2 separate regions of the Mus musculus genome follow, and region 1 is linked to region 2. A link is a loop called in an ENCODE intact Hi-C map of the cell type or tissue named here. Cell type or tissue: gastrocnemius. All regions are shown on one strand. Each heading gives the region's core, and the rest is flanking DNA. Links, peaks and the distances in the headings are about the cores only. Region 1 overlaps Dock1 (dedicator of cytokinesis 1). Region 2 overlaps Dock1 (dedicator of cytokinesis 1).

What was found. Peaks named below come from ENCODE experiments on the same cell type or tissue, not always from the same donor. Only the 100,000 strongest peaks of a DNase experiment are listed, where the experiment ranks them.
Region 1: a loop joins it to region 2, with 2.9 times the contacts of the local background. A loop is called at or near these places in 8 of 42 quality-filtered maps.

Annotation. Positions count from the first base shown.
Region 1 is chr7:135,157,534-135,173,852 of GRCm38, forward strand. It overlaps Dock1 (dedicator of cytokinesis 1), which reads left to right. Exons shown (of 52, transcript NM_001033420.2): 48 at 928-1,073; 49 at 5,745-5,943; 50 at 9,567-9,720; 51 at 10,830-10,981; 52 at 14,914-16,114. The coding sequence ends at 15,009. Among named protein-coding and RNA genes, the nearest start is that of 1700120G07Rik, 30 kb to the right of the region's middle. In gastrocnemius, for the core only: a CTCF peak has its summit at 7,819 (motif pointing left); a DNase peak (open chromatin) is centred at 7,810.
Region 2 is chr7:134,949,223-134,965,541 of GRCm38, forward strand. The region is part of intron 27 of Dock1 (dedicator of cytokinesis 1); the gene reads left to right. Among named protein-coding and RNA genes, the nearest start is that of Insyn2a, 19 kb to the left of the region's middle. In gastrocnemius, for the core only: a CTCF peak has its summit at 11,844 (motif pointing right); DNase peaks (open chromatin) are centred at 9,727, 10,064 and 11,837.

The DNA of each region.
Region 1 (16,319 bases), core at 4,626-12,625, 210 kb after region 2:
TTTTGTAAATAAAGTTTTATTAGCAGACAGCCCCATTCCTTTCTGCATCATATTTAATCGGCACCTTGCTACCTCCAAGGGCTGTGAATGTAACACAAACCAGCTGTCCTGTAGGTGATTATCTGTATAACATGCCAACAGCATCCTAGGGTGCTGTGAGGAACCTGATACAACACAAGAGGAGTGACATTCAGACATGGGATTTCTGCCAGCCCAAAGAAAGCGTTTGTGAAGCAGCTGTGGTCCAGATGTGCCAACATCTGGCTTCAGGCTCAGGTACTCTGGTGTTTCCTAGCTAATTAGATGTCGATACATGCTGTATCCAATGAACGTTGGGCGTTTTGTTTGCTTGTTTGTTTGTTGGTAATGTACAGCAAGTTGTCAAGGAGAGATTGGAAAATTCCCTCTAGTGACAATGTTCTTAGAATGTGTGAAAAGGAGAGACCCACAGCCTGGCCCAGGCCTTTCTTCCATCACCCTTGCTCAGCCAAGAAGACCCGACTCTAGTGTGAGGAGGCGCCTCTGTAGTGAGAGCTTTGAACCAATACAGCTCTGTGAGTCTGGGCATCTGACTCAGGTATTACTGTGCAGGTGGACAAAGGTCATGCAAAGATCTTACACATTTTTAGTCACATTCTAGATGCACTGTGCTTTAAACTTCCTGTGAGTAACCCCACTGAAGGACAGGTTGATTTGTCTAGGAGAGGAAATCTATATTTAAAATAAAAAGGCCAAGGAGGTTCTTTCTGGAATTCTTATCCGTTAATTCGGGTCTCAAAAGATGTGGAAACTGTCTTCATTGTTTTTCCCTTCAGCTCAGAACAAGAAAAGAAATAGTTTATGAAGTGTGGTCCCATAAGGTCCTTCAGCACAAAGATCTGACCACAGTGGCCTGGACCTTAACATGTTGTCTTCTTCTTTTCTCAGCCCTCAGGCTTGGATGACAGGAGAGGCAGCCGTCCACGTTCAATGGTGCGATCTTTCACCATGCCATCATCCTCCCGGCCCCTGTCAGTGGCTTCCGTCTCTTCTTTCTCCTCTGACAGCACTCCTTCCAGGCCAGGCTCTGATGGGTGAGTGGGTTCAGCCGCCGGGAATCCTGGTAGGGACGGCTGGGCACCGCATAGGGTGCCATCCATACCCTGGGATTGCGCAGCAATCCTGGTCATGCTGTTTTGAAAACTGAGAGTCTCCAAGACCTGGTGGTACCTGACAGTGTGGTTACTGTGACCTTGCTCTAAGTAGCATTGCCAGAAAGGCGTCTGCCAAACCTTAAAACTCTAGTGAGCATTTAATACTCAATGCGTCTCAACTCTTCTATGATCCCAACCATGCCAACTGCCAGAGCCAGACTTATATCACTGGATAATGTGTGTGTGTGTGTGTGTGTGTGTGTGTGTGTGTGTGTGTGTGTGTAAGAGAAAGACAGCACAGAATTGTTTATTTCTTTTAAATTGTTTATTGTTACTTTTTAAAAATATTTATTTTTATTTTATATACATACAAATGTTTACCTACATATAATATATATATATATACACATACATCATACATACATACATTCATACATACATACATATATACATATATACATATGTGTGTGTATATATAGAGATAGATAGATCCACCACATGCATGCCTGGTACCCAGAAAGGCCAGCCGATCCTCTAGAACTGGACTTGCAGGTGGCTAAAGCACCATGTGAGTGCTAGAATTGACAACCCCCCCCCACTCCAAAAAATGACCCAATACATACACCAGGTCCTCTGTAAGAAGAGTGCATGCTCTTCACTACTGAGACATCTCTCCATCCCAGATTTATTACTTTATAAAGAGAAATTCTGTTTAAGTTAAATACTTGTGAGAAAAACTCTCTTTCTACTTTATTTGGCTACCCTGCAGAATAGAAATCACATTCTTTTTCCCCAATTTTTAAATTATAGTTTGTTGCATCATTAAAACCACCTTTAAGAGTAGGCAAAGTGTCTTGCTGCCAAGTCTGATCCCTGAGACCCATATGTGCAAAGAGAGAACTAATTCTAGCAAGTTGTCCTCTACACACACATACATGTACATGAACACAACAGATAAATACTGATTAAAATTAAAGAAAAACACTGTTAAATATATACGTATACATAAAGTCACACTGCTGTACACTCTCCTAGAACTCTTTCATTATACAAACTGAACCTCACACCATTAAACCTTGTACCCCACTCCTTTAGACCCCAGCAACAGCCACTGTACTTTCTGGCATTGAATTTACCCAGTCTAGCATGTATAATGTCCTGTGAGGTCATCTTACAGAACCCCGCATAAAAACTGAAAGCGGGCATGAACCTGCTAGTTTACAAGCTAACTCATGAGCCCTCAGTGTGGTTTGAACATTAACTCAGATGGTTGTAAATACCACCTTGATACTTGTATTTTCCTGTTGTTTTTACGTGAAAAACCATGTAGAATTTCTTCTTCTGCAAAAAGAAGAAAATTTCACATACAGTTTATACATCATTGAAGAACCTGTGAGCGTTTAGTTTTGCACAGTGGTGTGCTTCTCCTAGCCCTTTCTGTTGACAGTTTGTCACTATCAAACCTCAAGGCTCCTGGTCCTTGTATACAGACACAGCCTACCAGAGAATATCAGGGGCCCCTCAGTTCTAAGTGCCTTTTCTTGCCAGCAGTTGATGCACCTGATAGAGAACCGCAAAATCTAGCCATGTTCTTTCCTTAACAGTAATTTTTATCAGTGTCTGTTATTAGGCCAACCCCATATGGAAATTCTCCATTTCGAGGTGTTTAAATCATCTGTGCCTGTCACTTAGAACAAGATAGCTAGAGAAATTTGATGCCGCTTCCCTTCAAGAGAATCCCCAGGCTAGTTAGGAAAAGGGTTTTATATTCCCGAGAACGCAGGGGTTAGGTGGAAATTGATGGAGAAGTTTTAGATAGAGTGGTGTGTTACAGTCAGCTCACCCAGGAGGCGTTTGTTCAACCTTTAACTGGAAAGTGTCTCTATTAGAGCCCAGGGTTGTGCTCATTCTTGGGTTGCCAGGCTTTGCTCTCTGACTAATACTGACAAAATGAGGCGTACTATCAAGTGGTACAGGTGACATGCAGGCTAGAGTCCATCCTGACTCTCCTCCAAAGGCAAAGCACTGTACCTGGCTCGCTTGAGTTCCTTGAATGCTCTCCCAGACAGACTGCAGAGGTCTCCTCCTAAGCTCCAAAGGGGACCATAAATTTGCCTTTTGCCTATTTAAATTGTCTCAAGTTCAGAAACACATGGACTAGAGTGGTGACATTTCTCTTTAGTGTTGCTTCTAATATTTTAGATATAATATTTCATGTGTCATGATGTTGATTTGATACAAATATATAAATAAATATAGACAGATATTTAAGTGTATTTTATATGTAGATGATATATAAATATAGATAGATAGATAGATAGATAGATAGATAGATAGATAGATAGATAGATAGATAGGCAGGCAGACAGGTGGACAGATGGACAGATAGATCAGAATGCCTTTATTTTAGTTACTTTTGTCTTGCTGTGATAAAATACCCTGACAAAAAATTAACAAGGAAGGCAGGATGAGGCTAGCTCACAGTTCTGGAAAGAATGAGGTCACCATGAACAGGAAGGTGTGACACCAGGCAGGAAAGGCAGGAGAGCAGCAGTGGAGGCCATCACATTGCACTCAGAAAGCAGAGGGCGGGGATAGGGGTAGAGGGAGAAGCACAGAGACGCAGAGAGAGAGAGAGAGAAGAGAATAGGAAGTAAGTCAAGGCTATGAACCACCAAAGCCTGCCCCGGGCCATACTTCTTCCTAAAGACTCCATAACCTCTGCAAACATAGCACCTCCTACTGGGGACCAAGCGTTTCAATGCATGGGTCTGTGGGAAATATTTCTCATGCAGACTGCCAAGCCTTCATGATCACAGACAAGAGCTGATGTGTATATCACCTGTCATTTTTAATAGTTTTATTATGGGAATTTTTCAGGCATGTTGAGTATGGACTAAATACTATTATAGGATGTCTTACCCAGCAGCCAACCTTCACATTATAAACTACCTTCCCCTTTTGTTTCCACCTGTATCTCCCCCTAGTCCTGACTTCATCTTTCTTCTGTAACAAGTTTTAAGCGTCGTATTTTGTTACCTGTTGGTCCTCCATGTGAGTTCCTAAACGATGAGGAGTCCCCTTTAGAAAACGTAGCTGTATACTTTAACATCATGTAAGATAATTGACATGAATTCCTAATCATGATGACCTTCATAACAATTTCTCATTTGATATGCGTGTTTTTATTTTATTGTTATTTTTATCTTGCATGTGTGTGTCTGTGTGTGTGTGTTTACATGCATGCATACAGGCATGCACACGCCATTGCAGGCATGTAGCAGTCAGAGGAGCACCTCCCCTGCTCGTCTTCACCTTCCACCTTGTTTGAGATGGGGTTTCTTTCTGTTGTTCAGCACTATGTGCAGCAGCCTAGTTGCCCCTGCACTTCTAGGTATTCCCCTGCCTCTGCTCCCGTCTCACTGTTGAAGTGCTAGGATTACAACGGGCAGCATCATAGCCATCCCCATGTGGGTGCTGTAGATTTGAGCTCAGGTCCTCACAGCTGCACAAGAACTGTACACACCACACCATTTCCGTGGCCCTACTACACATTTTTAAAAGTTTGTTTGAAGCTAAACTGAATGAAGCCCTCACCATACTCTTGGTTGGAATTATCTCCTTAAGTCTCACAATCTACTTTTTAAAAACTGTCATTGTCTTTGTAATTTGTTGAAAAATCCAAATTGCTTACCTTTCTGTGTCTGCAGAGTGGATCGTATTGATTTTGTGCCCTGCAGTGTAGATGCTGTCTGATGTGTGTCTGTCCTCCCTATTATCAGCGTATTGGGAGTTGAATCTAGAGGTCTGGTGTAATTCAGGTTTGATTTGGGGCCAGCTAACCTTATAGGTGGCAATAGGTCCTTCCCATCAGGGGCACATCACAGCTGACTTTCTCTCTTGGTGATGTTAATGGCCATTGGTAATCTATGCTCAGATTCAACACCATTACAATTTAAATTGCATGTACACCTCACCAATGAATCCCATCCCACAGCTCTGTTAGCCTGGGAGAGGCAACATGTGTGTAACACAGTTCTTGCACTCTGTGGTATTTATCTCCTCCAGCAGATATCATATGTGCATTCGTGGGAGGGCAGTTTGTGTGTTCCTGCATGCATCTTGAGTGTGTGCTCATGTCCAAGGGCAGTATGTACACATGAAGGCTGAAGGACCTGATCAAGTAGTACTGCTAGGGCTCTAGTACCTTGGTGGTTTTTAAGATAAGGTCTCTTACTGGCCTTTAGCTCACTAATTTAGCTAAGCCAGCTGGCCAGCACACCTAGAAGAAGCAAGCACACACTGCCACATTTGGCTTTTTCATGTCAGTTCTAAGGAGCAGGCTCAGGTCCTTGTGCTTGTGTAGCAAGCATTTAACCAAAGCAGCCACCTCTAGCCTGGTGCTTTGTTAGGATTCAGACATCATTCCTGATGGGTCACAATACATCCAAAGACCCCTGTTGCCTCTCTCTTTGAACCATGCCTTTCCTCGTAGAAGTCTGTGGTTACCAGATAGCCTGGTGCATGGTGCCTGACTTTACATATCTCTGCCTGGGGAAAGAGCAGTAGCTGCCCTGCTAAGACATTGCTTTAGATACCTATTTCTTTCAGATTTGCTCTAGAGCCTCTGCTGCCGAAGAAGATGCACTCCAGGTCCCAGGACAAGCTAGACAAGGACGATCCAGATAAAGAGAAGAAGGACAAGAAGAAGGAGAAAAGGAACAGCAAACACCAAGAGATATTTGATAAGGAATTCAAGCCCGCTGACAGCTCCCTGCAGCAGTCTGAGGCTGTGATCCTTTCTGAAACGGTAATTTAACTGTAGATCGGAAGAGCTCTGCAGGGGTGCCTGGGACCCACCTAGGCTCTGCATCTTACCGAGAGGGCTGTCAGTTGGATTTTATTGAATTTTTGCAAAATATAGCAACTTAAAAGCCCGAGGTCTTTTCATCTCTGACCTCAAATAACCCAACCGTCAGAGACACAGAGCAGTGCTGTCTTTTCTCTGAGGGCACATGCTGTCTTGGCCTTTATCCTCTTTTAGAGGGGCTGGATAGGTCAGTCCCCTACAGGGACCTCATGTGTCTAGGCTCCTTATAGCTCCGTTGGACTTGGTGCCCTTGTGTCCTAGCACCTCAGAGAACAGAAGCATAGTGCTTTCACAAGCTGTACTCACTCATGGATAGCAAATGTCTTCCCTACCCCTTCCTGACTAGCATCCTTAAGTCTTAGTCACTGCCTGAGGGTTAGAATCCGCTCAGCTTCTGCCTGGTGAGGTGACTCTATTCTTGGTGCTTTCAGTTTGATCCCTTGCATCCACATGGGAGATGAAAATTGACTCCCACAAGTTGCCCTGTGACCTCCACACATATGCTATGACATGTGCAGATACATACAAACATAGGCATGTATGCATGCCTATACAAATGAATAAAGTAATTGTAAGCGCGCTTTCGTCCCACGGTGAGTCTTGAGCCTACGCATCCCAGAAGCACACCACAGTGTTTTGGGTCTACATGTAGAAATGAGGTAGAAAATGTTTCAGACAGACAGACAGACAGACAGATACATCAGTGTCCAGACTGACATAATCTGAGAGCCACTTCTAGACGTGGATAGCACTTGACTGGGAAGTGGCCAGATCATGTGTCTTGGGCAGCAGCTCCATTTCAGCTGGGATTAAGGGCAGTTTCACCAAAATGCTGATCAAGGTATAGTTTTTTTTAATTCACTTTACATCCTCATCCCAGTCCCCCTCCCTCCTTTCTTCCCAGTCCCACCCATACAAACCCCTCCCTCCATCAGAGGCACACTTCTCTGTAAGCCATACTAAACCATGTCGGAGAGAACGTCCCGGTACCAACAACTGTCATACAAATGCTGCTTGCTCTACTCAAGGTGGTAGGCAGAGATACAGGTGCCAGAGCATGGCTCGAGAAGGCCGTTGCCTCTCGGCCTTGTGGACATGTGCTCTCACTGGAGCCGGGCTCTGATGGCTCTGTGCAGCCTAGTGACCAAGGGCATTGGGCCCACTGGTCAAGGCTGGCATTAAATGCCTGGATTCTGGGCCTCAGGCTGTATATGAAATGATCAACCATTTCAGAAAGCCGGGCTTCCAGACAATCCCACAAGTTGAGATCTCCTCTCCGGGCACACAGCATCCTAACTAGTTGGCTCAGCTTCCTTCTTGGACATAGTTACTCAGGGTCAGGCACTTTGCAGTCCTTCAGACATTTTTATTTAAGCTCTGTTTTAAGATATTGAAACTGGGCCTGAGAAACATAGAGCCAAGTAGCAGAAAGGGCCACAGTTGAACTGTGTAAGGACAACTCCAAGGACAGGGCTGAGCCAGTGCAGGACAGTTTCTGTCCTTCCCAATGATGACCATGTCCCTGAGACAACACCTGCTGATGACAGGGCCAGGTGCAAAACCATATGGGGGCCTCTCAGGTCACAGGAACTACACAAGGTCAGAGCCCAGAGCCTTGACTTTGCCATCAGTAGGTGCCTGGGGTTCGAGGCACAGTGACCAGGGCTGCAACAGCAGAGTCCTATCCACTGGTCAGGCACGGTGCATCTATGCAAGCAGAGGCCTCCTCCAGGCACAGGTGTTGATGTGGTCCCCTGGGCAGGAGTCATCCTGGAAAGCAACTGCATGTTCCATGATGACTGTAGCACCCCCTAGTGTTCAGGACGCTGATGCTGCTAGTGTTCCCAGCCCTCCATAGACCTACAGGAGTAAACTGCTCTCTCCTGCCTCTGTAGGGTTTCCCTCTTCCCTTTTGGGCTGGGCTCAGCTTCCTTCTTGATTTGCATGGTTAACAATCTCCTGACCTTTAGCTGAGCCTCTCCAAGCTGGGCCTTCAGGCTACCATTTGCATTTCCCCAGGAAATCTTCCTGAAGCTTTGTGTTAGAAGCTCAGAAGTGAGAGAAACACCTGACAGCCTCAGCCTCTTTCACCAGCTCCTAGCACATCTTCCTGAGAGAGCCAGGCTTGGAGCCAGTCCTGACCTCACCCAGCAAGGACTCTCCATTTCCACAGAGTACTTGGTCATGGCACCCACACCTTCTGTACAGAATAATTTTGATCTGTACGCTGAGGCTAGGTGCTGCTCATGTATCTGAAGGCCTCTTCCCTGCTCAGAACCTCACTTCTACTTCTGGCTTCAGTAGCTCCAGCCTGGGCTGGCTTTGTGGGTCTCTTCTAAGGTAGATACAGTGACTCACTGGCTTTTGCCATTTCCACCCCTGTAAAACCACCTCAGCCCACCCACTCTGCCCCAGGATTAAGCTGAAACGCCAAGGCCAGGCCCTCTGGGAGACAGCCTCTTCTGCTCTTCCGCCAAGTTAATAACGTTTCTGAATAATCCTACCTCAGAATATTTTGTAATTGCTGGTGTTCCCTGATGTGTAAGATCAGAGAGCAAGCTGTAAGAAATATACAAATTAAATTTACTGATGTTACAAACAGGGGAAAGGGCTCAGGTGGAGAAAAGTCAAGTGCACCCCGAAGCCCAAGGCCAGCAAGAAGAGGAGAGAAAAGGAACTCCTGTTGGCAATAACAGCTCAGAGGAGAAACTAAACAAGGGGCAAAGGGGCTCCTGTCCTTTTGCTGAGGCTCCAGACTTCTGTTCTGTTCTTGATCCTTTGGGGGCATCCTTGGGTGTGCTCACTAGCTACACAGATAGCTCATAGCTGCACTCCTCCCCTTTAGCATTGTGGTCAAGTAGCCTATAAAGGACTAGGGTCATAGCTCGGTGGGTAGAGTGTTTGCCTAGCATGCTAGGCCTTGGGTTCAATCCCCAACAACTCATAAACCCCACGTGGTAGTGTAGTAGAGGTGCACACTTGTAATGAGCATTCAGGATATGGAGCAGGATCAGGAGTTCAAGGTCATCTTAGGTACATAGCAAGTTCCCGGCTAGGCTACTCCCAAAGGCTGGGTTGAAGATTCATGTGAAGTTCTGTGTTAGTGGGGACAGGCTGCCAGAACAAAGTACTGTCCTTTCCATGGGCAACTCAGACAACAGAAAGTTGTTCCCTACCAATTCTAGAAGCTACAGGTCCAAGATTAAAGTGTAGATGGGGTTGCCCCCTGCTAAGGTGGTAAGAAATTAAGTTCCACACCTCCCCTGGCTTCTGGATTGGTTGGCCATCTTTGGTGTCCTTTGACTTGCTGCAGGGGTACCCCACCTCTGCTTTTGTCTTCCTATGACATTCTCTCTGCTTGCATGCTGTTCAGACCCCCTTAGTTTATAAGGTCTCGTTGGATTCATGCTTACACCATCTTAACTTGGCTCTTTGCAAAAATCCCTATACCCAGATGGGCTTGTGGGCTGGGCACTGGGGTCAGGGCTTCAGCACAGGGATTTGGAGAAGACACAGCCAGTCCATACACACCTTAACTTTGTTCTTTCTGTCCCTCAACGCAGATAAGTCCCCTGCGGCCCCAAAGACCCAAGAGCCAGGTGATCAATGTCATTGGAAATGAAAGGCGCTTCTCTGTGTCTCCAGCATCACCGTCCTCCCAGCAGACGCCCCCTCCAGTCACACCAAGAGCCAAGCTCAGCTTCAGCATTCAGCCCAGTAAGTGGAACTTAAGGTGTTGCCCCTTAAGGTGCCCCCTGACTGTGGCCCTTTGTTCAGGACCCTTTCCCCAGCAGTAGAGTGAAAGTTAGAGGGGTATGTGACGTCTGAAGAAGTCACCTCAGGTTGAGGTGGGAAATCTAGACTTCAAACATCTCACGCAGAAAGAAATCCATCCTCAGTGGCAGAGCTCAACAAATATAAAGTGCAGGACCCAACCCAGGAGCAGAGCTCCTGCCTGAAAGGAGTCTTGAGAGCCACAGGGTACCAATGTCTTCAGGGGTCTTGGGGCTCCGTGTCTAGTGGGAGGAACGGTGAGAGAGTCATTGCTTACAGCATAGAAATGTCTACCAGGGATGACAGATGGCACAGCACCATCAGCCTGTAACCACCATGGGCTTGCACACTGCAGAACTTAACATCACATCTGCTTTACTGCAATGACTCAGGTATTCAAGTGCCACTCCTGGGGACCCCTGCTCTCCCAGCTCGACACCAAGGTTTCTACATTCACCACTGGACTACCCTGTCATTGCCCTATTATCAGACAACTGACCACTTTAAAAACTCCCAAACCATACCCATCAGTGAAAGTGTCCATTTTCCTCTCTTTGGTTTAAAATAAAACATCTCTTCCAAGAGCATCAGCAAAGGCTGATGAAGTTAGCCCACCTTTGTGATCTCCCCTCTGTTTACAAACAGCCAGTTTTGTCTGCTTTAACAACCTGTAGCATATCCTGTTGGCTCTGGAAGGCAGCTGCCAGCCGCTTCCTGTCCTACAATCATGGATTGCCCTGGTGAGCTGGCTGTGTGCCCCATCACCGGACTCTACCAGTGAGCTCTCCCAATAGCAACTGTGGCAGACTTACCATAAAGCCACAGCCTTGTCGCACCAACTATGCGGATGCCACTAAGGAGAAGGAGGCTCACAGACAGTAGTATTTACACAGAGAGTTGATACGTTGCTTCAAGCTCTAGCACTCTGTTTCCTTTCTAGAACATTCTACCAGGAAAGAATCCTACTCTTTGTAGTCTCTACTCCTCTTTTACCCTTCGCTGTGTTCTTTAGACTTTTTTGATCCCTCTGTAACCATTTCACCATTTTCCAGGTCTGGAGCTGAACGGCATGATGGGAATGGATGTGGCCGATGTCCCACCCCCTCTGCCCCTCAAAGGCAACATGGCAGATTATGGAAATCTGATGGAAAACCAGGATATGATGGTCTCACCCACATCTCCACCTCCTCCTCCCCCACAACGGGTAAGTGGGATCTAAAACCACGAGACTTTAGTTTCTGCCCGCAGCCAGGACTGAGGTATGCATGCTCTGTGATACAGTTTCTTAGCCCTAGCTGCAGGCAGCCCCACCTCCCAGACAGTGCTGCCTTTGCTCTGAAGCTGTCCTGATGGATGCTGGTCTTTGAGCTGTTAGTACTACCAGCAGCTTTGGTGCCAAGAGGTCTGTCTGACTGCACTGAAGAGATGTGCTGTTCCATAGGGGACGCCTCCTTTGTTTTCCCCATTTTGGCCCTCTAGGTTCTCTGGACAATGTTGTCCTCACATTGACAGTTCCCTGGTAGCCACAGGCTCTTGCTACTTAGAGAGTCCATAGTAGGGTTCCACATTGGTGCAGACTGCATACCCTACCGTCCTGTTTCATCAGCCCTCAAGTGCTGCTCAAAGTCTTGGTTCAAGGTTCTGGCCTGGCTTGCTCCAGCAGTACTCATGAGCAGCCAGCGCGAACCCCAGCGCTGGTCCCCACCAGACACTTTTTTAAAGTCATTAATCACATCCAGTGCACTCCCTGCTGAGCAGCCTCAGGCCTACCTGCTAATGCAATGGTAGAGAGGGTCCTAAATGCCACACTGCACTGGGTCCTCACAGCTATGGTCATGCATTGCTGGGAGGCTGTGGCCCTGACCCATCCTCTTGTAATGCTCAAAAGTGAGTAAAGAAGGTAGGCTCAGGGAGGAGGCACAGTGTCATTTATGCAGTCACAACAGTAATGTCCACTCCCAAGTCCCCATTCCCATGACGCATTTATTCATGGCCTTATAAAGTTAAATCAACTCGGGCTGAAGAGTAAAACACTCAAGTCTATGTTTGTACAGCTGGCCATACTTTTTGATGCCCTTCCTCCATAAAGTAATGGCATGGCCACCAGAGCTCCTGAGAGCCCTGATGGAGTGAGATTTGCTGCTGGCTATCACAAGGCACAGGAATTGCTTTTTCCTCAGTCATAATAAAAATAAATTCTCCGTGCCTTCTCTTTTTCTTTCTTGGGGAGGCATTTTACTGGGTGCTCTGCAAACCTCTTTTCTTCCCTTGTGAAAGCAGTGAGGGAGGTCAGGGAGGTCTGGGGTGATGCTCAGTATGTAAAATGCTTATCATGCAAGGGACCTGAGTCCCAGTCCACCAGAAGCCATGTAAAAGTGCTAGGCATGCGGACAGGCCCCTGTCATCCTAGTACTAGGGCGGTGCTAGGTCACGAAGGCCCCTGAAGCTCCTTGGCCAGTCATGCTTACCAAATTAGTGAGCTCAGGCTCAGTGAAAGCTGAGAGAGACTGAGGAGGGTGCCTGATGTTGACCTCTGGCTGCCACACAGGTGCTCATACACAAATATTCACACTAGCACATGTTTAAACATCTACAGACAGACAGGCGTTTGCACATACAAAAAGAAAGTAGTGAGGGAAGAGATTGTGTGTTAACTGTGTGTCTGGTTGTTCTTTAAAGGAAACTAAACTCACTCTAAGGCTTTTTCTGTGACATGCAAGGGACAAGTGGCGCTTCTAAAGCTAAAGTAGGGAGCTGACCCCGGAGAAGGGAGTGTTCTATTAGGCTAGAGGGCTCAGACAGCTACTGGAATGTAAACTTGACCTCTCCAGTACAAAAGGAGACCCCAGGGGGCCTAGGGTAGGGGAACCTCCAATTCCTTAGGGAAGCCTATTGAGTTGCTTATATCCATATTTTATTTGAAAAGCAGAAATATCCCCCAGGTCCTCCTATAATCTGAAACCCCTGAACTTTGGAAGTGTGATCAGGTCCATTTCCGTCTCGCATCCATGCAGGGGTGACAGATCCAGTGTCCTAAGCCATCAATCAGTGCTGCCTGTGACTCGTGCCCTAGCTGCTCCGCTTTATAAAGCGGGTGCAAATTCAATTAGATTAATTACTCAACTCTCTTTGCAATTTGTTTCTGGTTTAATTTGCAGCCAGGGCTCAAGTTTGGATGACAGGCCGGTGGTTAGTGCGTCGTAATTAGTTAAGGCGTCCTCTCAGGTGCGTCCCTCTGCACAGGCCCTGAGAGCCGTTTTTGGATAATGATCGTTCATCTGCTGCGGGAGGTGATCGATAGCCTCCCGTCACTCTCATCGATCGGCCCCAGGCTTGTCGGTGACTCTATCTCTAGTTGTTGCCATTTTAAGCTGTCATTCATTTCAGAACCGCTCATATGACCAGCCATGTGAGCTATCATTTTACTTAATGGTGATAAAATCCAACATTCTCCTGCTTGATGTTAAGGATGCCTCTGGCATCTAACACTGTGATTTCTTGAGACTGGTGGTCCTACCTGCAGGAACCCTCTGTTGGAGGTCACTGTCACCATAGATGTCACCTGCAAAGACACCTACCATGAATGTTCTCAGGCCGTCAAATCAGTGTTTCTTTCCACAGTTCACACCAGCCTTAAAAGAGACTTATAAATGGACTCATTACTTTCTCCTTGATTTGTGTGTTGTGGGGAGAGGCTGTGTGTGTGTGTGTGTGTGTGTGTGTGTGTGTGTGTGTGTGTGCGCAGGTTCGTATGGACATTTGTGTATCTGCACATGGGAACTGGAGGTTTAACATCTGGTGTCTTTTCTTAATCACTCTCCTTTTTTTTTTTTTTTTTTTTTTGAGAAAGATCTCCCAGTAAACCTGGATTTTGCTGATTCCTGCCCAGCAACACCCAGGAATTCTCCTGGCCCTCAGGCAGGGGTTATAGGCTTGTGCTATTGTGCCCAGTTTTTTACATGGGCATGCATTCAGGCCCTTATGCTTGTGTGACAAGAATTTCAAAACTGAGCCAACTCCCGAGACCACTGCTTTCCCCTGTAAAATGGCGACCTCCTTCCTTCTGTATCTCAGCACCAGGAGGAAACCGAGGCAGTGAGTGAGAGACCCCTATGTCATGGTTCTGCTTTTGAGAACTTCCCTCACATTCAGCCACACCCCCAGCCTCTGCTGAGAGACTACGACTCTGGCCCTTTCGTCACATGTTGGCTCTTGAACATTCGTTGAGATTTCTGCCTGTGGTGGCTCCCACCTCCCCCAGTCCACCAGTTTTTGCATCTTCTTATTCAGCCTGTCTTTAGGTACCTGGGCCTCTCTTTTCAGCATCTGTGATGGTCGTGAGGGTCCCTAGAGCAGTTGGGCAGTGGCCCCCTGAGTCACTGACACCCAGCAGGTACCACCCTATGAATTTCTGAGGCTTCACAGCTGTGTGGTTGGTACCTGTTTTGGAGGATATGTTCTATTAGTTATTTTTCTAATCTTCATGATGCACTGCTAAGAAGCCTCCTGCAGTAGTGCCACTGGCTAGGGTCAAGGTGTTCAAACACATGAGTCTGCAAGGGAGGAGGCATTTACAATAAAGCTGTACCCAGAACCCAAGGCATTTTGCTGCCTATGAACCAATCCAGCCAGTCCCTTGCTTCTGTTCATAAAGTTTCCTTCACCCACAGTTATGGCCATGGCTTCTGCTGGTCCAGATTTGGGCTGCTTCCCAGCCTCAGTGAGAGCCACACATGACCCACAAATTATAGAACATTACTTTCCAGAGAAATCTTGCTGACCGACCTGGGCTGTCCATTCAGAAGGCAAGGGACAATCTCTCATCACACCCTAGAGAACCTGTCCTTTGGTTGGGTGACGCTAGGGTGACAATACCTGAATCTAAAAACCACAAACAATGATGCTTTTCAGGGGATGCACATAGATTCAGATGTCAGAAATCCACATGGCTGCAGGGAAGCCCAGGGTGGGGTAGTTAACAGGCTGGATCCAAGCCAGGCAGGGTGGAGCCAGGTCACAGGAAGAGGGTCAGTGCCTATCCTAAGTGTTCAGATGGACCTCCCACTTCTATGCCGAGTAAGATTCTCAGTGAGGATACCAGTAATGCGGTGGTTTCTTCATACTCCTGTTTCCTAGCAACAGCCACCTCCACTGCCCAGCAAAACACCACCTCCTCCCCCTCCGAAGACGACCCGAAAGCAGACCTCAGTGGACTCTGGAATCGTGCAGTGAATCCTGGGAGGAGAAGGCTAACCTCCTGCTTCTCTCCTACATCTGCCGTGCCTGCCGATGACCTCCTCCGGGCCCTGGGATGCTTCGCCTTAGTGTGATTGGCTTTTCTTGGAAAGAGGTCCATCCTAGCCACGGGACCAGAGGCCTGAAGTGTCTCAGCACAGTGGGAATGGAGCCAAGTCATACATAGTCTGGATTGGTTTTTTTTTTTTTTTTTAAGTTGGGGACTCAGAGCATGTCAGCCTTTCTGATAGCCTCAGTCTTGCCCTGAAACTCTTTCCTTTTGTGCCAAATGACTTATATTCATTTGCAGAGAGCTTGTCCAGTGTGAGTCAGCCAAGCGGGAGGGATGAGGCAAACCCCTAGCCCTACTCCCGTGAGAAGCTATGCAGTAGCCTTGTAAGGATCCTCACTCGGCCTCTCCAACCCAGACTCTAGCTCACCCCCAAGGGCTGACTGCTCAACCCCTATCCTTGATATATCTGCAGTGTGACTCCTGGGGTGGAGTGTCACTTCAGCTGACATCAAGCAGCTAAGTGTACCCCTTCAGAGAAGATCTCAATTTCCCGTGGCATAATTTAAAGTAGGAATATCTCTTGATTACTAAAGAGATATTAATATACGGCGTAGAGACACCATTATGGATACTGGATCAAATGGAAAATTAATATGAGCATAGGAAGGTGAATTTTCATTCTTTTTAAAATATGAGCCCCCTATACCACCAGAGGTGGTTTTAATTGGGTGGCTTCTCTGTGTGTACAGAATATTTGTATATACGGTGGTTCTCAGAGCTCCGGTGAGTGTCTGTCACCCTTGCTTACTCCAGCGGGTCTCTGAAAACGAGCTCCAGTGTGTCTTCATGTTTAACTGCTGGAAATATTTGTTTTCTAAATACCGCAAAATTGTTTTCCAGATTTCCAAGGTCCTGAAAATGTTGGTGGACAATGATTCGTTTGTTTAAAAAAAAAACTAACTTTGTATAACCTAATATTTTATTTGATCATCTATATTTTTTTATTCACTCTGATCATGATACTGTTTGTTCTAGGAGAGTTCAAAGTTAATCACTGACAAATGAGAAATAAATGTTATTTAAAAAGGACTCCTGGTGGCTGGCCTCTTTTAACCATTTAACATAAAATATAGATGCTTTCTTAAGGAAAAAACACATAATCATATATGTACCTATCCATCTTCCTCAAACTTAACTGTGTGTGTAAGTGTGTGTGTGTGTGTGTGTGTGTGTGTGTGTGTGTGTGTGTGTGTACACTCATGCACTTGTGTGAGTGAGTGCACATGTCTGTGTA
Region 2 (16,319 bases), core at 5,477-13,476:
GCTACAATCAAAAGCAAAAGTCAATCTCCAACCATTCAATGTCTGGGATCCAACTTACGATCTTCTGGGCTCCTCCAAGGGCTTGGGTCACTTCTCCGGCCATGCCGTTTGTAGCACACGCGTCATCCTCTAGGCTCCAGATGCCTGTACTCCACTGCTGCTGATGCTCTTGGTGGTCATCTCATGGTACTGGCATCTCCAAAACACTGCATGACCCCTTCAGTCCTGGGCCATCAATTGCAACTGAGGCTGCACTTTCACCAATGGCCTTCCATGGCCTCTCACAGTGCCAAGCCTCAGCTGCTCTGCTCAACTCCTTCATGCCTTCAAAACCAGTACCACCTGGGTGACCCTTACACATTACCAAGTCCAGCCACAGCACAAGGTACAACTTTGGCTATATCTGGAACACAGCCACTGTGCTCTCAGAAAACACTTCCCAGAAGATGTCACCTCAATGATGCTGGTCTCTTCTTAATCACCGCTAATTTCTTAGCTCCAGCTAACCAGCATCAATAGTCCCAGTAATGCAAAGTTTTTGCTTTAGTAGTTCTGGTATCTTGTTAATCACAGCTGATTCTTCAGCCCCAGCTAACCAGAACCACAGAATCTTCACAATCAAAACAGCAATGGCCCTGAAAAGAGTCTTTAATTTTCCCTCTGAAATTTCACAAGCCAGCCCTCCATCTTCTGCACTGTTCTCAACATTATCTTCCAGGCTCCTACAAAACATCTGACAGAGCTCTTAACAACGAATGGATCTTCAAGACCAAAGTTCCAAAGTCCTTCCACAGACCTCCCCAAAACATGGTCAGGTTGTCACAGGAATACCCCACTCTGCTGGTACCAATTTGTCTTAGTCAGGGTTTCTATTCCTGCACAAACATCATGACCAAGAAGCAAGTTGGGGAGGAAAGGGTCTATTCGGCTTACACTTCCATACTGCTGTTCATCACCAAGGAAGTCAGGACTGGAACTCAAGCAGGTCAGAAAGCAGGAGCCGATGCAGAGGCCATGGAGGGATGTTCTTTACTGGCTTGCCTCCCCTGGCTTGCTCAGCCTGCTCTCTTATAGAACCAAGATTACCAGCCCAGAGATGGTCCCACCCACAAGGGGCCTTTCCCCCTTGATCACTAACTGAGAAAATGCCTTACAGTTGGATCTCATGGAGGCATTTCCTCAACTGAAGCTCCTTTCTCTGTGATAACCCCAGCTGTGTCAAGTTGACACAAAACTAGCCAGTACAGATAGTTTCCAAACAATTGAGATAAATAGTTAAGTTTCTATAATTGTTTCTTGTAACCATATGAAAAATTATTAAGCATAAGCTTCCTATTTTTTTTTTACTAGAGTAAGAATCAATAATCAAATGTATGTTTTAAGGTTATGTTTAGTACTATAGATTTTTATTCCAGGAAGCTGAGATACCCTATCCCTGCATCATTTTGTGTGTGTGTGTGTGTGTAGGCATGCTTATGCCACAACTTGGTTGTAGAGATCATAGAACAGCCTTGGGTATCAGTTTTGACTTTCTGCCTTATTTAAGACAGGGTCTCCTGTTCTTTTATTGCTATGTGCACTAGGATAGCAGCCCCATGGGTTTCTGTGGATGCTCCTCTCTTTCCCATCTTCTCCATCAGAGATTGGAGTTACAGATCTAGGTTTTGGTGCCTGTCTTTACATGGGCTCTGTGGACTCAAACTCAGATCCTCACAGTTGTGTGGCAAGTACCTTTTACCCACTGAGGTAGCCGCCGAACCTTCCATTTATGTTTAAAACATGCCCCCAAAGTGACATGATGCTCTGTTAATTCCCCAAGCATCTTTGAGGGTTTCCATCCCGCTTTGGAATTTGTCCACACCCTGTCATCTATTAGTGCTTTGTAGTGTCCCCTAGAGATATAAGATAAACTTAATTCATGTGGCGTTATTTCTGAGTTGCTACCATTAATTCTACTTAACATCACCATTCATTAAAATCAGTTCACTCTCCAAGGAGCACTGTAAGTACCAACGGTTGCCAGCACAGGCTGTCTTGGTGACAGCTTTCTGTTTACCTGGCCTTGAGGACTTACCTATACTGACCTTTCCCAAGCCTGTCTAATCCAGGTGTCATTTATCTCATCCCAAATCCATTTGGATTCTCAGGACTACTCTTTCCCATCATCCTCTCCTTCAGCCTGTGAGTGGTCCTTTTGAATGGTGGTTTCATGGTCTATAGAGAGAGAGAGAGAGATGTTGAGGATGACTCTGAATGCTTCACTCATACAGGCTAGAGACTGAGCTTGCTTTCGGGGTTTTAGAGTGACAATTAAGGGTCATTTGGGAGTACCTAAGTTGGATTTTCCTGAAAGAGAGCAAACTCTGGCATTGTACAGGGGCCAGTCGTTTTCAGGGATGAAGATAGAACAGAGGGCTGGGCTGAGGGCACATACCTGAGGGCAGGTATTTGACAGTGTCGAATATATACCTGTCCTTGCATGGAGGTTTCCATAACATGTGCTTGACTTTGAAGGTCCACCTCTCCTCTACGGTCAGAATCAAATGCTAAGTCATGGTGGCATGGCACTACCTGGCAGATGGGTGCTTAAAGGGCAGGAAAATCATCAAACCCCTTCTTCCTGCCTCCCTCAAACCTTAAGATGATGGATTGGGAAAGTAGATAAGGCATAAAACTGAGAAACAACAACAATAACAGCAACAAAAATGACATAACATCAATAAGAGCTCCATCCAAAATGGTGTAAAATAAACGGTTTTCCAGAAGGAAGAACTCAAAAGTGTCCCAGGGATGCTTAGAGATAGTTTAGAGGTATGGGCATACTGCCTCCCAGGTTGACTCCCCACCCCCCAGATATCTAGACCTTTTGAACTGGCAGATTCAGCTAAGAGCCTCCCCAACACCTTAGCAGGCCTGCCACAGTCTGCTGTAAGACTGATCCTCCAAGGATGCTGAGCCCTGGCTAGGGAAACCCCATCCTCAGTTGTGGTGTCCCTAGATTCAGTTATAAATCTCTCCTTATCACCAGTCTGTGCCATTATGATTCACTGCCTGCCTGCCTTCCTGCCTCTCTCTCTCTCTCTCTCTCTCTCTCTCTCTCTCTCTCTCTCTCTCTCTTCTTTCTTTCTTTCTTTCTTTCTTTCTTTCTTTCTTTCTTTCTTTCTTTCTTTCTTTCTTTTGTTCCAAACCAAAAAAAAAAGAAAGAAAGAAAAAGAAAAAGATTTCTTCTCTCAGGTTCTTGGTTTCCTTGCTGACAGAATGAAATTTTTTATGTCATCTTAAATTTGGCGGTTATTACCCTATTACCTATGGAAACTACTGTAAAGACCTCACTCAGCTGTCATCAGATCCAGCCGTAGGCATCATTTGTGCCACGAAAGGTGGCCCCAGTGCTCAGCTTGGAAAAAAATGGCCCCTGCTTGGCTCTGCAAATGACTCCCACTGAAGCCTTGGAGAGCTGAGGACGTGACACGAGACGTTAAGGAGCTGTAAAGGGAATGGTGACTGAGAATTTCTTGTGGAAATGTGGTACTGCTTCTGATTTGATGGTGATGGAGTCAGCAGGGCCTTCTCTGTGAATGGCGGGAGTAGCCCAGGCACCCAGGGTCTGTCTGTCTACAGGGAGTCTGAGCAAGGCTGTGCCTTTTCCCTGCAGCTTCTGGTTTATAGATTTTCAGTTCTTTCGTCTAGCCCTTTCTCTGCATCTAAACTGCATCCTGGTTGCCACCGACCACGGCTGTGCTATGTACTGAGGCCAGGCCAAGCCGGCAGTTGCCTCCTGGCTGATTGTTTGGCTAGTTGAGGTTACAATAGTGCGGCTTTGAAAGTTTATCCCTCCCCTTCTCCTCTCTTCCCCTCTTTTCCTCTCTTCCTCTTTCTCATCTTCTCCCTACTTTCCAAGATCCTATAGCCTCGAGGTTTCCTGCCTAGTACATAGTCCCAATCTAGGCATTACTAATTTCTTTACACTACTACAATTAAAGCTTGGGATAGTGTTCTCAGAATACATGACAAGTGACCTAATGACATAAGACTATTTATTCTGTCATCCATTCGATTTTTGTCTTATTTTCTTTTAATCTATTGTTTGCTTTTATTGCATTTATAGGGGAGGGGACCTGTAAGAGCCTCCCCATGTGTCTGGAGGGCAGAAGTGGTTAAAGGTTAAGAAGTTAAGGGGCCTGGATCTCTCCTTTCACCAAACAGAGTCTGGTGATTGACCTCAGATCCTCAGGCATGGCAACAGGTGCTTGTACCCGCAGAGCCATCTTGACGGGCCTTTCTGTTTTATTTTATCTAGGACACTTCACAGGAGATGTATCCTCTTTGCAGTAAGTGTGCATTGGAGTATTGCTGACCTGTAAGGATTAGCTGGAAAGGCAGACTTCCAAAAGCATGGGAATGGACAGCTCTCTGTCCTTTAAGATCCCAGTTAGGCTGGGAAGGCCCTAGACTGTGGGAAGGGCAGGAGAGCCAGTGTAGCTTGCTAGGTAGTTGGTGGTTCTGTGTTTTGTGTATCTCTTCGCATAGCATTCTCCCAAGTGCTTCCCAAATGAAAGTTCTAGGGTTTGGGGGTTGATGCACTTAGGGATATGGAGAGAATTCTCCTTTCCGTGCATATACTGACCTTGGTAGTCCTGCTAGGCACCCTGTTTTCTGATTTAACAGACAGCATCACCAAGTGTGAGAATTTGGGGTCTGGACTTAAGTCTCTCCCTCTGAGCTCTGGGTTCTCCCAAGAGGAAATAGTGTCTGTGCTTTTAATTCTTGTCAAATTTGCCTCTGACATTTAACAGCCTTTATAGTATTGAATTTTGAAGGCATTGATTTTTCTATAGTAGAAATTATGGATTAGATAATTGGTGAAATAAGAAAAATCCTGATTCCATAATTTTCTTTTAAAAACACGCTGCCAGGAATGGGCTTATTTGGTAAAGAGGAAAGGTAGTGGGGTGGGCCTTCCTGCTGTCCATCTGTCCCTGGGGTGGGCCTTCCCGCTGTCCGTCTGTCTCTTGGGTGGGCCTTCCTGCTGTCCATCTGTCCATGGATGAGAACCTGCACCCTTCCTTGAGTACTTGCTGAGAGCAAATGCCTGTCGATCCCCACCCCTTTCTTACCCCGTCTTCTGCTCTTTGTATGTGAAACCTATTCCTGTCTGTACCAAATGAGCTGTCTGTCCTGACACACTGCCCAGGGGCTCTTGCTATTTGAATCTGCAAGTAAAATTAAGTTCACTTTGACTAACCCAATTTTACCACATAAAAGGGGGTGTGTCTGGTAGAGGCATTAGTGCTTGTTCACCTGTTATGATGGTTGGCCTAATGAGCCCTGGCTATTTCCATGTTAGGAAAGTCATACACAATTTAGTAGAATGTAGAACTCACATTTTGAATTTTGAACATTGCCCAAGGTATAAACATATATAACACAGTCGTCTTTTGTAGCAAGCCCTGTTTTCAGTCAGCCCCTGGCTCCCCAAGGAAGCCACGGACACCACACTGCATTGTGTGGCTAAACTGGGAGCTGGTAGTCTGTGTGTATGGAATATATTCCAGTTTATGCTAATTTGTAGTAACCACACTCTAAGTATTGAAAAGTGTGTGTATTTCCATAATGCTCAAAACTAGTTTCTGAAGCCAGTTTAATGTCACTTAGCTTTTAAAGCTAGCTATTATAATTGCTTGTACAAGTTTGTGTCTGCATTCATTTTTTTTTTCAAAGACTCTGAAAGAAATACCTCAAGGAAGTAAAAGTCTTCAGGTCTGGCTCACTGATTCTGTCCATGAGTTGTCTGTGAGATATCAGTCAGTAATGACAATAACATAAAGGGTTAAATTATTTCAAGAATGATGTCACTCTCAAATCTTAAAAAAGCAAAAAAAGAAAAAAAGAAAAAAAAAAGCATGTTTTTAGAAGCAAACCAATACCAATCCACCATGTGACAATGCAGTTGCCTGTCCTTTACATGTTAGTCTGCACTACATGTGCTTGGGCTAATGTCTTTAGAAAGCAGTGCAGCCTTTGCTCCTGCATGCAGCTGTTTGCTCTGGAGAACCAGGATTCTCCCTCTGGTTCCTCACCCCATCCCCTCAGCACCAGCCACACTTTCCCTTCACCTCTGCCCGGCCTTCCTCAGCTCCTAGCAGTTGAGAAGCAATTGTCTGTTTTAGGAATATTCTATATCTGTCTTCAGACAATTCTCAGTGAAGGATGAATTTGCCAAATTCACACTTCTGCCCTTCCATGACGGAGGAGGCCTTCTCTTAAGGACTGAGTTGGCGTGTTTGGTGGACGCTATTTCATATCCATTCCCTATTCCTCTCTTAGTCACAAAAGATGTGTAGTATCTTGCTTGCTTGCATGCTGACTTCCTGCCTCTCTCACAGTGATGGTTCCCTGCTTCTTAGAGTCACTTCTCTTCACATGGAAAGAAAATTCCTCCCTAATTAAAAATAGTGAGCAGTAGTGCATACTCTCTTAATGAGTAAACAGATCACAGCAAGTGGATGTAATGTAAGACATCAAATCATTTCTGTCCCCTGCTCCCACCCCTACCTCCCCATCCCCATCCTTTCAGGTTCACACACAGTGTTGACAGCTGACTTCCAGCACCTTTCGTCATGCTGTGGTGTGAACATGTGGTGTGAACACATGTGGCCCAGACTGAGCTTCTGGCTCCTGATCCTCCTGCCTCTGCCTCCAAAGTGTGAGGAGTGTGGGTGTGCACTACCACACATAGCTATCACTGGTGTTTTGTCACAGCAATGGAAAGTGGGCTGGCTCATATACCATGGTTTGTGTTCTGGGGAACACGCTTTGGGGAATGCTGCTTCTTTGGCTATGCTAATCATGTAGGGTCATGCGCTTTCCTTGTGTAGAGATTTGTACCTTATTCTAACTGATCATTCCCGTTCATATGCATCATTTTCTAATTTTCCCATTTGTAAACCAAAGTAGACCACACACACAAGAAACTGAGCACAGAGAATGTTTTTATGGTTTGGAAATTATTGAGACAGTCCCATGTGGTACTTCTGGGTCCCTGGATACTCTGCTCCCTCAATTGTGCTTCTCTCCATCTTTCTGCATGTGTCTCCCCAGACTTGGAGTTCACTACCTCTTGACTTTGCTTCTAGTATACATAGTTGAGAGTAAGTTATTTTGTGGTGTATTATTACCCTTTCTGTGCGCTGAGCTTTTTCAGTGACACACATTTTACTGTGCGTCTATGCTTGTTGATAGTACAGCTACAGATTGTTCATCCTCTTTAGCAAATAAAATACCAGTGTGAGATGGGTCACAGCAAATGTATCATTTCTTCATGGATGGATGCCTGACGTCTATCGGTGCTTGCAATGAGAGCCATGTTGGGGGTCTTTCATCTGCCATCTCCCAGTAATTCCAGGATGAGACCTCCGGGATAGCTTCTCCTCAAGGTTAATGCTTTCCCCAGACTAGGGCAGCCTCAGCCCTTCTTAGGCTCAGGGGTCTGGTCTTTGCATGAATAACAGTGTTTAGACTTGACCAGCCTGATTCCTTGCAGACTGCCCACACTTCACTTGTCCTAATCCAGCATTTTATGGTGTTAAGTTTTTCATTGTATGCTGACAGTTTCTGTGTTATAGCACTGTAGTGGTGGTAATGTGAGGTCTAGCCTGGACCCCTGCTCCTCCTCACCCAAAAGGACATGCATACTGTTCTAGTTTACAATTCTGCTGCTGGGATAAACACTGCGATCCAAAGCAACTTAGGGGAGGACATGGTTTATATCACCTTGTGCTTCTGGGTCAAGATTTGCTATTGAGTGAATTCGGGGGAAGAACTGACGTCAAAACTTGGGAGCTTCTGAGCTTACATAGCCAAAGCCTGTCTGCCTAGGGATGGTGCTGCCCAAGAAAAGTCTCCACAGACATGGTTTTTGATGGATAGAGTTTTTTTAACTCCCAGGATTGCAAGCTCTCGTCCACTCTCTGTCATCATATTCTGTCCCCATATTCAGATCTCTCAGGCACACTGACCTCTGCACCACATCTAAGAAGCCTTCCTCATATTTCCCATTTGCTCTTTGCCTCCTCCACAGCTTCCCCTATGTGTGTTATACTGAAGCTTTGGTAAGACTCCCCAGCCCTCTCAGCATACGCAGGTCGCTGTGCCCTGTGGAACCCAGGAGGACAACTTGCAAAGTTCCAGAAGCCACCCCTGCTAGGAGTCTTTCTTATCTTTCTCCCCCTACCCTGTGATATCTGACTGGGCATTCCCGTAGATGCAAGGCAAACAAAGCCATGTACATTCCTGCCCATTATCCACACTGGCTGTGCTTCAGAGTACAGAACTGTGGAGTGTGCCATGAGCACAATAGGCTCCAGGTCCTGCAGAGACCCAGTGCACATAGCCATGAATTTATGAATTTAGAACAGAATCCACAGCTGGGCTCTAGCCCTGCTTGTCTTGAGCCTCTGTGAACCAAGAAGTGCTCACACATAGGTCACAAGTAAGACTCGCACCTAAGTCTGCCTTGTTTTTCAGACCTTGACACCAACAAGATACCCTAGATAATGCTTGGTGAACAATGGCCACTTTCAGTCCCCGAATCCCACTTAAAGACTTAACACCTGATTCCTCAAGTGTCCAAATCCCCTGATAATTTAAATGAAGGTAAAAGAAAGAAGAGGGATGACCTTGCTTGGATGATAGATGGGTTCCAGAATAGACCTACTCGACCTCCTCTCTATCAGAAACAGACAGGCAAAGAACCCAGAAGAGAATAGTAAACAGCATCAAAATGCCCAGTGTGAGTTAGGTTTCCTCCTTCTTTCTCACTGCCCCTTGACCCAAAGGCCTCTTTGATTGGCACAGAGTATTGGAGTGTGCCTCTGGTACTAAGCCATCTGGTCACTGCTTTTGCCTAAAATGAACTGATGGGGTGCCACTCCCCCAGGAACTACATCTTAGCTTCTTTAGTAGAGTTTATTCTCTGGGATTTAGAATGATGGAAGCCTTGACACTCTAGGGTGAAAGGAGGGGGCTTGCTGGGAAATTTATGAATTGAAATTGTTTTCTAGAAGCTATGCCATCTGCTGTGTTTTGGTTTTATTAGAGACCCCAGGGAAGGCAAAACCTGTGAGCTTTAAGAGTCCTGTTTGGGGGCTGAAGAGATGGCCCAGCAGTTAAGAGCACTGACTGCTCTTCCAGGGGTTCTGAGTTCAATTCCCAGCAACCACATGGTGGCTCACAACCATCTATAATGAGATCTGATGTCCTCTTCTGGTGTGTCTGAAGACAAATACTGTGTACTCATATAAATAAAATAAATATATCTTTTTAAAAAAGAAAAAAGGAAGGAGGGAAGGAAGAAAGGGAGGGAGGGAGGGAGTCATTTGGGAAGGTTTCATGACTTCCAAAAACTGCTCCAGGTAAGACACAGCCCTGAGGGAGCTTGCCTCCCAGCATCATGCAGAAGTGAAGTGACAATTCAGTATGAGGAGGCATAAACTCTTAAACACAGCCTCAGTGTGCTTGCTATAGACACTCACTGAATGAAGAGAAAGATTCCTGCATATTTCTAGAAATATTGCCAGCTCCAGGAAGGAAGAACTGCCTAGGAAGGTCTTCAGAGGGAAATTGTGGTTCTAGAAAAGAGGACAGGGAACTTCCCAGGTAGCTGTGTGCTGAGGCTTCTAAGTGGGCAAGCTTTTCTACCCATCAGCCGGAGACGGAACTGGAAAAGCACCCTTCCCACGTGGAGACAGATGTTCAGTTTCTGTAGAAGAACCATTATAAAGCACCTGGGCCAACTGGCCCTGAAACAGTATAATCAAAGTTGCCTTTCCTATTCACTTTTCAAGGTACCACTTTTCTCAGGACTTTTCAGGGTACAAGAAGTTTTGAAGCCTTAAGTCAAATCACCAATTTAGAAAAATTGTAGTCTGTATAGGAAGCTGTTTATAATTGCTTTTTGAGATAGACACAATATTCCAGGGCAGTGTGGAGTCTGCCAGCTCTGACAGACGTTGATATCATTGGTCCAAAATCGCAGCTTCTTCACCCTGCTGCCAGTCTAGGGCAGAGCGCCAAAGGTGCAGAAGTTTGCACGGTGGTTCTGCCTGCTTAGGTCACATTGCAGGGGGTGGGTGCTCTCAGAATAGGACTGTGGTGCCTTAATTTAATTTAATTTATATTTGTCTTTATTATTTTTTGATCACCAAAGGACAACTTTCGGCAGTCAGTTCTCTTCTCCCACCATGTGCGCTCCAGGAGTTGGACCCTATTCTTCAGGCTGACTTGGGTCTCTGTTGTGTCCTGTTATCTATATTCATACTGGAATACCATCTAAGTGATGCTTAGCACAGGACCCTCTATGGAATTTGATCTTAGGGATACACTCACTCCCAGTTGCTGTCCCTGCTTCCTAGACACCCCAGGAGCACACCTGTTTCTGTGGCTCCCCTCTGACATCTGTGGGGTAGAGGTGGGAATATATTTCACTGCTTCCTCCACTTCTGTCCAGACCCAGGCTGCATCCTCTCCTATCCCCATGTGTTTTTATGCCCATGCCCTGTTGCACCCCTGTCTCTGCCTGTCCTCTCCATGTTACCCGCTGCGATCTAGAATGCAATGCCGAAGCTCAACCGTGTACTCTCCCAGTCTCCCTTTAGTGCATCCTCTTATCTGGGTTTCCCCTTAACCCTTCCTTCTCCCTACCAGCCGCCCCTTCTTCCAGGTTAACCGGCTGCTCCACATAGCCTTGCTCAGCGGTCTCATACTCCCATGGTTTTTGGGGACTTCTTCCTTTTCAGTGATGACCAGACAGAAGAACATGTTTGTCACTGACACCATCAGTAAAGAATAGAAATAATCACCTTCAACTGAGTGTGTCAATGCCATTAGTGTCTCTTCCTTCTTGCCCCTTGGTTTAAAGAGTTCAACAGAAAGTCAAGATAAGTCTAGCAAACAACATTTCTTAAATTGAGAGGAGACACTCCCATAAACACAAGCATTTGGTTCAAGGAAGTGTGGGCCATAGGGTCTGGGGTTCTGCTGTCTAATCTCTGCCTGGTCTTGTCTAAGTCACGTTTCTCAGGTTCTCTATTGGTGGGCTTAAAATATTCCCCCCGTCATGTTACTTAGAATACATTTGACCAGAGTTGATTACTCCTTTTTATGACTGCTCCAAGTTTCCTGGTTGATAGCTGTCTCCTATGTTCTCTCTAACAATGGAGCATGCTTATAATCTCAGCACTTGGGAAGCTGAGCCAGGAGGATTACAGTGAGTTCAAGGTCTGGTGAGGGTGTATAGTAAATATCAGACTATTCAGGGCTATCTCAGTAACTTAAAACAGGAACAACTGCGAAGAAAGAGAATCACACAGATTAGTCGGTAATCGTGTTGAGCGACACCCCAGTGTTAACCTATCACTGTCAGACTGCCGTGTAGCTCCTAAGCCCTGGTTAGAAGACTATCTTACACCCCTGCAGTTTCCCCTGTGCTCTATGAGCCTTATTTATAACCCCAAATCTTTCTTCCCTTTGTCTCTCTCTTCACTTGCTCTCACCGCAGCCCCTTTCTGGGCTGTGGGTGTTGAATCCGTGTATGGCATACCCAGGCTGAGCTTAGAGCTTCATGTCCTCTCTCCTTAAACCCCCCCTCCCCCAACACCGATGTACTAGAGATACAGGTGTGAAACATCTCATTGTCTTTGGGTGGCATCCCACCATCTCCTTGACTCCTGTTATCACCTTTCCTCTGTACCTTCCTGAAACACTTACTTTGTTTTTAATTATGTCTACCTGTTTGTGTCCAAATAGGTTTGTGAGTGTGAGTGCAGGTACCCCTGGAGGCCAGAAGAGGGCGACAGATCCCATGATCTGGAGTTACAGGTGGTCATGAGCTGTCTCCTCATGGGAGCAAGTGACCTTTTGTGTTAGAAGTGTATTCTGCTTCTCAGCTGAGGTCCATATCTGAGGTCCCACGTTGTGACAGGAGCATGATCCCACACTGTCGCTTTATCTTCCAAGCATCTGTTTTCAGTTATTAAGTCCTATCAGCCAAAAGTGTGTTCTTCATTTTTAAGCTCTTTAAAAACGTAATTATGAGATAGTTAGCATTATACTGCCAGGTATCAGTAAGGCTGAATGAATCCAGGCCCCTCCCCCCCATCCCCCCCATCCCCCCCATCCCCCCATCCCCCCACCTCCCCACCCCCCCCCCCCCCCCCCCCCCGCACGGTTCTCTGTTTGGGTTTATTTCCTGGGGTGATTGACTCTCACCAGCAGTGCAGCAGAGTCAAAGGCATTTAAAAAGGGGCTTTTTAGTCTTGTCTGCTTGAGAGGGTGGATGGGGGAAGCTAAAAAAAAATTAAATTTACACTGTGAGTTTAAAAGCTAAAGAGGAAATGGCATTTAGAAATCAGAAAGAAGAAAAAAAACCTTAAATGCCTACTTACATAGCTAGTGTTTTTATTCATTCTGTTTGTAAGCAATGTGTTGACTTGACTTGAAGCCATTAGGGGGGTCTCAGTTAGCAGTCTTGACCTTGCGCTCTGTGAGTGTGTTTGAGTTCCAGTTGTTCCTTCCTGGTGACACTCCACAGTCCCATCCCTTCTGTTTACATTCCAAATGCATATGCAGGCTGGGTTGTATGCTAAAGAAGGCGTCAACTGGTGATGGCTTCTGGCTCATTAATTTCTTAAATGTTCTTTCTCAGGGCTGTAAGGGACTGGCCTCAGAACCCTGTGTTCCTAACTGTCTTCAGACAGAAGTGTTCATGGAAGGCTTGAGTTGTCAGATGAAAGAGCTCATCTAGAAATGGCTGCACTCAGACATCATGAGCAGAATTTTCAAGGAGAAGGGGCTCTGGTCACCAGGAGTGCAGTGTGCTCGTGGTAGCTGGCTGTGTCCAGTACTTTCCAACCTCAGTGTAGGCATGAGCATCAGAACTAGGAACCAGGTATCTGTCAGGCCATAGCTCTGATTGGTGCTCCTCCGAAGACATGTGCACATCAGCCATCCCTCAGGTGCAGGCTGTGCAGGCTGGAAAAAGAAGTCACCTGTCCATATGTGCCCATATTCAAAGTGCCAGTGGTGAGGTCTATAATCTACGACTTGCTCACCGTCTTCACTGAATCTGTATCCCAGCAGAGAAGATGAGGAAGAGGGGAGGGCCATGACCAGTTAAGAATGGGGGCATCCCAAATGCACCCTGAGATGTCAGGCATCTCAGAGCATCACAGCAGGTTCAGCTAACTTCAGTGCCAAGGAGCCACCTGCGAACAAACACCTTCTTCTCCAGCTATCCTTGAAGGGCTGTTTAGCAGATGAAAACTGGCTTTTTTAATTGGTTTTCTGCCCGTTGCGTCTTTGAAACTGTCCAGCGTAAGTGCTTTAAGTTGTTTCACACAGGGCTTTATGTCATTAGTGTTTCTGTATGTGGTTCTAATTCTCACTGACTGATAATATACTGCTCTGCTGGAAACCAGTGTAGCAAGAAACCTACTGTGTGTGTGTTGGCAGGTGGGAAGGGGGGTGAAGGGGACAGCGCTGTGATGTGCTACCAAACTCTGAGCGCCTGGATATTCTTCTTCCTCCCAAGACCTCAGACAGCAAAGGCATGGCTTTAAAGTGTTCCCTGGTTATTAAAGTTTGAGTTCACTCAACAGTTTCTTATCTGTTTTGAGAACCCTGTGGAAATAAAGCCAAGTAATGCTTTAGACATGAAATGCTAACATGCTGGCAGTCTTAGCATGCTCAAAAGATCCATTTCATATTTAAAAAATAGTCTCCTTAAACACTGGTGACATTGATTTGAGAAAATATCACCTCATGGAAAACATTTTTATGAGTTATAAAAACTATGAGCCACACTGGCTTTCATTGATTAAGAGAGTTTCTTAGTAAAATATTTGAATGGAGGGAACAGGGAGAGTAACTCTCAATAGCTAAAGTGCCTATTGACCTAGGCTTGCAACCTTTTTTGATCCCAGTACCCAAGGAAAGGTGACAGGAGAAAGCTGACTCCACCAGGCTGTCCTCCAACCTCCACACAGATGCTGTGGTCTCTGCAATCCACACACACATCTTACTGATATAATGAAATCCCTGAGACTTGGTAATTAATAAAGAAAAGAGGAGTTAGGTGTTGGGGGATAGCCCAGTCTGTAAAGGGCTGCTTTGCAAGCAGGACGACCTGACTTGTGCCTTCAGAGCTCTTCACCCCTTATGCTTTGTTTGTGTGGGTTTTTAAACGCCAAGTGTGTCTGCATCCACCTACAGTCCAGCATGAGGAAGGTAGAGCTAGGGTGTTCCTCATAGCTCCCTGGCCAGCCAGCCTATCTAACTTGGCAAGTTCCATGCCATTAAAAGACCCCATTTCATAAAGCAAGTTGGAGGATACCTGAGTAATGAATGACATCTAAGGTTGTCCTTTGAACTGTGCATACACATGCAGCCCTACGCCTACATGTGCATGCTGACATGAACACAGGCTGCAAGGTAATCACACAATTAACCCACTAGATCACGCTTTTCTTGTTGACCTTTCCTATCTCTGAAGGCCACCCCACCGGCCATCACTATTCACCATCCCTGACGATAAGCCTGGAGTTGCTGCACAACTGCATACTCTACTTGCTTTCAACATCTCTTTAAGTGTCGGCTTCTTTATCGAATCTGGGTCTTTAGAGGATGCCACAAATGATGTCAACCTCTCATGATAAACAAATATTTCCTCAAGAGCTTAGTTTTATAGTTTTGTTATATATACTTTCCCCTTCCTCTCTCCCTCCCTCCCTCCCTCCCTCCCTCCCTCCCTCCCTCCCTCAATATTACCTCTTCTCCTAAGTCTTCCTCCTCTCCCACCTCCACCCTCCCTCAACCCTGTCTTTGAAACAAGGTCTCACATATAACCCAGGCTAACCTCCAACTCACTGACCCTACCCCTACCACCTTTGCGGTACTGGATTTACAGGTGTCTACTACCACGTGCAATACAATTCTTCTGCTTTCAAAAGCATTTTGTAGGGTATGATGATTGGTTTTGGCTCTCAACTTGAGACAATCTAGAATCGAGAATAGGAGAGTCTTAATGAAGAGTTGACTATACGAGGTTGACACTAGGACATGCCTGTGGATGATTATTGTGGTGGTTTGAATAGGTATGGCCCACATAGTCTTGTGCTCAAGCTCTGCCCAGTGTGGAACTGTCTCCTCTGTTATCTTTGGATCAAGTTGTAGATCTCTCAGCTCCATCCCCAGCACCATGTTTGCCTGGATGCTACCATGCTTCCCACCATGGTAAGCGACTAAACTTCTGGAACTGTAATTTGTCCCCAATGGAATGTTTTCTTTTATGAGAGTTACCTTGGTCATGGCATCTCTTCACAGCAAAAAGCCCCAAACTAAGACGATTATCTTGATTATCAGTTGATGTGGGAAGATTCAGCCCATTGTTGGCAGCACCATTCCCTAGGCTGGAGGTCGTAAATAGTATAAGCTGAGAAGGTTAGGGGAAAACAAAATGATTAGAGAAACGTCTATTCCATGTCTGCTCTTGGCTCTGGATGCCATGGGACAAGCTGCTTGAGATCCCATCTTCACTGACCTGAAATGCTAGACAGCAGCTACCCAGCATTATAAGCCAAGGAAACCCTTTCCTCCCTGTGTTGATTTTTGTCAACATGTTTTTCATAGCAACAAAAATGATGCTAGAACGTAGGCTCATAGAGAGGATGGAAAGATGCTGCTGCCGGTTCCCATGCACCTCCCCTTCGTTCCTCCTCCTCTCGGCATTCTGAGGTACATTGGTCACAGCTTAGAAGTCACTGCTGAGAACCTCACGTTTGTGAAAATGTTTGATTATATAATTTAATGATCTGTAAAATTTAAAGCCACACACATTAGCATCTTTCAAGGATATTTGGAGAGAGAGAGAGAGAGTAGTTTGGAAATGTATACAAAAGCAAATTAAGTGGTAAATTGTGTGTGCTTATTGTTTAGAAAGTTAAAAATCAATTAGTATCATTAAAATTATCTTTTAACTTAATAATATGGTAATGCTTGACTTGGGTTTTTCTTGAGCTTAATAATTCTAATCTGGTGATGCATTTTTAATCTCTCCTCATGGAGTAGAAGACTGCTACACTTCTTGGGCAAGGATATCCAGTAGGAAGAGGGTAGCATTGGGCCTCAGGCCCATGGGCATTGTCTGCTTCCACAGTGATGCTTTGCTTACCTGGGAAAGACAGTGGCTTCTCTTTGGTTGGTTTTAGCTTTATTGGGACAAGGCCCTGCTCCATCACCAAGCTGACATGGATCTTACTCTGTAT